2 separate regions of the Homo sapiens genome follow, and region 1 is linked to region 2. A link is a contact called in ENCODE Hi-C data. All regions are on one chromosome and are shown on one strand. The core of a region is the stretch at or near the end of the contact, and the rest is flanking DNA. Distances in the headings are between cores, read along the strand shown.

Region 1 (2,700 bases), core at 72-2,571, 310 kb before region 2:
AGCCTCCATTTCTTGGGCTCAGCTGATCCTCCCCTCTAAGCCTTCCAAGTAGCTGGGACTATAGGTGCATGTCACCATGCCTGGCTAGTTTTTTGTAGACACAATTTTTTGTATTTTTTGGGTTTTGTCTCCATTGCCCAGGCTAGGACTGAAGCAAGCCACCCACCTCAACCTCCCAAAGTGTTGGCATCACAGGCATGATCCACCACACTCAGCCTTGAAACCAGATTTAAATATCTCAGCCCAGACAGTGTCTTAACAGAAACAGAACAGCTGAGGCAAAAAAAGAAGATTCTCTTAGCCCAAAGTCAGTGCCCTCATCCAAACTACTTAATTGTGATGACCAGTACCTTGATAAGAGCTGGAATGGATATTACATTATAATTTATTCAATACATCTGTTAAAACAAAGGTGTCAATTTTTGCTTCTCCTTAAAAGTCTTTAGGCTGGCATTTTAGGGTAAAATAGAAGGGTATTATATATCCAATCTCAAGTTGTCTATCTAGCAATTTTTCTCTAAATCAAGTTCTTTTCATCATCTCTAGCTCCACTAACGGGCAAAATTTTTCCTCCTTGCTAGTCCGAAACCCCTGAGAGGTAGCATCTCTGTTCTCATGAGTACCAAAAATGGGAAAATGTGGGACAATTCTCATTTCTCTTTACTGCTCTGCCCCTTTGTTTATCGTATTAATTACACAGAAGACTGCACAGATATATTAGATTTTACTGATTGGTTGGAGGTGGCTGATGAAAATTATAATGTAGGGTGAGAAAAAAAAGCTATTTCTTTTTCTTTTGAGACAGGGTCTCTTGCCCAGGCTGGAGTGCAGTGGCAGTATCTTGGCTTGCAGGAGCCTCAAACTCCCGGGCCCAAGAGATCCTCCCACCTCAGCCTCCCAAATAGCTGGAACTATAGGTGCACCACACCTGGCTAATTTTTGTATTTTTTGTAGAAACAAGGTTTCGCTATGTTGCCCAGGCTGGTCTCGAACTCCTGAGCTCAAATGATACACCCACTTCGGCCTCCCAAAGTGCCAAGATTACAGGCGTGAGCCACCGTGCCTGGCCGAAAGAGCCATTTCTGTGTAATTTTTCTGCATAGTTTAAAATAAAACCATGTAAGAAACTGACTGTCATAGGCAGTTATAGTTCTCCCCAGTCCTTGTTCCTTTAAGTTTAGATCTCTTTGTAAGAATATAAACTTCTAACTCTGCCCATAGCTCCCCATGTACTTTTCAGGTAATTCTATCTTTAGTCATGAAAGTTGATGTTCCCTTAGGATTCACGCTTCTTTTCTCAGCAGTATCTTTAGCCAAATCTGAATTAATCTGTTCAGAATGAACAAGCAGAATAGTCTTTGGATTTGATCCAAATCCCTGAAGCACTTTGGGAATGAGAATGGCTATGCCAGACAGAGAGACCCTGGCGACTTATGATACTGCAGAACACAACAGGCACTTCAGATTGGTCCCAGGTAAGGCTTCTCCACCACTGTGTCACACACTTCTCTTTATTCTTTCACTTGTCTGACAAATAACAGTTGAATCCAATATCTACCCCCAAAGCCCCCTTTTAAGGACAGACTAAACCCGTATGAAAGAAAAAAAATGTTTTCTTACTAGTTCTGTAATTTGCAAAGTCAAATTCTTCTCTTGAGGTGTAATTGATATAATACACAGAGTATTTCATGTCATACTGTCTGCCTCTTCCCAACTTTGAATTGCAGACTTGGGTCCATTAGAAATAAGAAACTGATCATTTACTGAGTTAAGCATTTCCATTTAATCATCATTCCATCTTATATATTTTTCATTTTAGAGTTGGTTCAGTTATATTCAACAAATTCTTTTAAACCCTCATTTAGTCCTCTACGTACTGATATATATATAGATGCCTAAACCAAATGGACCTCATTTCCTTTAAAATTCTGATATCCAAAATAAGCAGCACCAGGTAAGTAACTCCTGTTATGGGATCTTGTCTGGGCATGCTATACTTTATACTAAATCACCTGAAATATTCCTTGGTTCTTAGGAAAACAAGCATCCTAGGTGATTTAGATAATTTAGGGTGCTTATTTGAAAAAAGGTTTGGGGCTTTATTTAATCATTTTATTTATATATTTTTAAATTATTTGAGCATAATAAAATATTAAAAGAGTGTTTTTCCTCCTTTGTTATTTCTGAAGTATTGAATTTATTTGCAGTTAAGTTGAGGGAGAGCAGTGATATTGAGCAGTCAGCTAAAGAAACAAAGCTGTAGAGGTAAGTAGACCAGGTCTTAGAAAACCTTGTCTTTCATGCTAAGAAGTTTAGACATAAAATCAATAGCTTAAGGCAGTGGGAATCCACTGTAGACCTCCCTTTTTTTTTCTTTTTTCCATTGAAGGATTTTTTACAGTAAAGTGACATGACTCTGTTTTTGTTTTAGAAAGATTAGGTTAGTGGCAGTGTAGAAAATAAATTTAAGAAGCATTGATCCATTTGTTCATCTAACAAATATTAAATATTATGAATGTTCTTTTCCCTCAGGGAGCTTAATTTTTTGAGGGAGACAAATGACAACCATTTATATAATAAGTAATTTATTTATACTTGGGAGGATTGCTATGAATGAGGAGTACAGCATTGAATAAGAATGTATAATGAGGAGGCCAGGCGCAGTGTCTCATGCCTGTAATTTCAACATTTTGGGAGGCC
Region 2 (2,840 bases), core at 1-2,500:
TCATGGCTTATTATAAAAATTTCTTTACTGTTTTAATTTGTAATTTTCCATTACTTTTTATTTAAATAATCTATATTTATCTTAATATTGTGTATTAATTTGCTTTCCTTTTTTGTTTTTCAATACCCTCTTGGTAAAACTAGTGTGTACTTTTACAATCGAAACATAGAGTGTTTAGAACAAGTTTAGGTCTCCACGATGATTTTGCCTCCACTGTTTTCTCCTGATAATTATTTGAAAGAAATACATTTCACCGATAGAATCTAATTCTCAGAGTGATTATAAATGCATTGGTAATGGATTGAGTTGTATTAGTAGTATGCCAGAATTAGATTTGTTTCCTCCATTATTTAAATGAAATCTTAAAGTATTATGAAAATAAATAAATTTTCTTAAAGCAATTCTGTCTGTTTACATATATCTGCATTTAAATATGTTTCTTTATTTTATGATATAGCATGTTACATAAAATTTAGTAAAATTTGGAGCAATTTATATTTTAGTGAGCTTTTGTTGACCACAGCACACAAATTTCTTGTCCTTTAAAAAATTCAAGAAATTTGTGCATAGTTGTGCTTAAGCATAACATAAAAGAATAAAAAAATTCTACAAAATCAAGATTAACAATGTTTCAGATAAACCTTATAATAATCCACACCTGGCTTCAGTACAGTTAACAAAGGATGGAACTAATAATTTGGTAATGCATGATTTTTGAAACAAATAATTCAGCTATGTCTGATTTTATAATATGTTTTTATCTAAACATATAAAATGAAAAACATTTAAAATGAAAATATACACAAAAACATAAAATGAAATAATATACTTTAAAACTGTAGCATTTCCTCTGTTGCCCAACTTAGAAGATTTATTTATATAAGGAGTGACTCTAAGTTTTGTTTTAAATATAGAAAGCCAGGCAAAAGAATATGTGTTTGTTAGTTTGTCTTTTTTTCTTAGAAAAACCTCTGTTAACACTCCCAGAAGTTCTACCATTGAAATCAGCATCTGCTAGTGATTTATAGCAAGCCAATAGTCTTGTATTTATCAACTATTTTATAGAATCTCATACTTACAAATATATCCTGTCGAGCAGTCCACCATGCTAAATTTGATCTCCTCTTTGTTATGATCCGTTTGAAATCAGGTTCTGAAATTTTGTGAGACACCCAGCATTTTATTTTTCCCAGAGTAAAAGGATTTTACTGTCTCTATAATTACCTTCGATGGCACTCTGGCCTCAGTATGAATGTTCTGTTTTTACACACACGTATCTATGCAAAGAGAGGTTTTGTTGAATATGGAAAGTAGTGCTGTAGGACTCCAGTGCATTACTGATAAAGAGGTTTTATCTAACATTATCAGACCATCTGAAGTGATCAGATGATTGGAAGCAGCAGCTTCATGAAATCTTCAAAGTAATACTCAAATCTTTTTCTCCAAAATAATTTTTCTAGTTTTAGAAAATGTATAGTCTAAAGTAAAATTCCCTTTTAAAAAAGACAGAGAACTGAGTACAAACACATAGGACATCACTGCAAACACATGTTAGCAAATGGTTGAGAACTATTAAAATCAATCTGTTTGTAATAGATTACTAGGGACTTTTAACAACTGAAGGATCTAAAAAAGTATCTTTTCTAGTTATACCTCTCTAGTTCCTTCAACTGGTCCTCTACAGCAGTTCTGGACTCCGTTGTTCTACAGTTTGTTAACATGCCTTCAAAATCTGAATTGAACACAGTGCTTAAGATAAGGTCTAATGAATACAGAATATGGTAAGATTGTGAATGCCCTTGTCCTGGATTTACTCCAATTGTGTGTGTGTGTGGGGAGGGGTGGGGGAGTTGGGGGGTTTGGGGGGAGAGAGAGAGAGAGAAACAGAGAGGTAGGAGTAAAGAAATGCTAGAATAAAACAGCAGTAAAGAAGATCAAAATGTGGTTGATGGAGTGTTTCTTAAAATATTTAGGGGCCCAATGAGATAGAAGATTAACCTTACTTGTCTTTTATAATTTTGAGATTCAAACCCAAGAAAATTGAATTTCTCAAACCTGAGAGATAAGTTTGGGACTAGAAAAGGAAAGGAAACTTTGGAAAGTCAGAAGCTGCGTAGATGTAGCAATAATGTAGGAAGTGAAGGGCAGGTTAGCCTCAGCTTGGGAGGATCTGGGTTGTTTGTGGATAGCACTCATTTTCTCTGGGTGCTAGGTGTGCGATTTCCTCCCCACTCAGGACATTTTGGATGCTGGATCTCTTCAGGAAATCTTCAGTGTCATAGTCAAGACTTTTCCTCACCCCAAATAATTCATTTTTTTGGGATTTGGAATGTTTGCTCTTTCTCATGGTGTGGATGCAAGGAGCTGGCAGGAAGATTCTGGAAGTAACACCCTGTGCGAGTGTCAGTTTCAAAGCTTGTTTAATGGAGTCAAACATGAGAATCTCCCTACAGAGTAAAACTTAAGTATCGACAGGGACTGAAAAACAAATAAATCATAGAGTGAAGAGTAACAGCACGAGTAGGTGGAAATTCCTGGAGGAATTCAAGAGCAATGTGTAGATATTTGTGGCAGATTTCTAAACATGGTTTTGTTTCTCTGAAAAAGTGTAGTTCAAGTTCAGTTTATGAAATCATAGCAATATAATGCTTTGTACGGCACATAGGTGGATCAGACTAATTCAGAGCTGTCAGGTTAGGGCAGGTAACAGGATTATGCTTTCGTTGGTGCAGCTTGGGAATGCCCTTTCCATTGAAAGGCTGTCCTTCTGATGAACTGATCTGCTTACTCTAGAGCACTTTTACTATATTTCAATTTCAGCCAATGTAAGTCCAAAGTAA

The links. Hi-C counts contacts between places; a loop is a spot of excess contacts on that map. Pooled maps may share reads with other maps.
Region 1: a loop to region 2 is called in a map with no recorded cell type, with 2.6 times the contacts of the local background. The contact joins the promoter of RGS2-AS1 here to the promoter of RGS13 in region 2. A Hi-C loop is called at or near these places in 2 of 37 single-sample maps with no recorded cell type and 7 of 50 pooled maps.

Annotation. Positions count from the first base shown.
Region 1 is chr1:192,946,878-192,949,577 of GRCh38, reverse strand. RGS2-AS1 (RSG2 antisense RNA 1) reads left to right here and starts at 1,321. Exons shown (of 3, transcript NR_126003.1): 1 at 1,321-1,475.
Region 2 is chr1:192,634,557-192,637,396 of GRCh38, reverse strand. It overlaps RGS13 (regulator of G protein signaling 13), which reads right to left and starts at 1,250. Exons shown (of 7, transcript NM_002927.5): 1 at 1,080-1,250.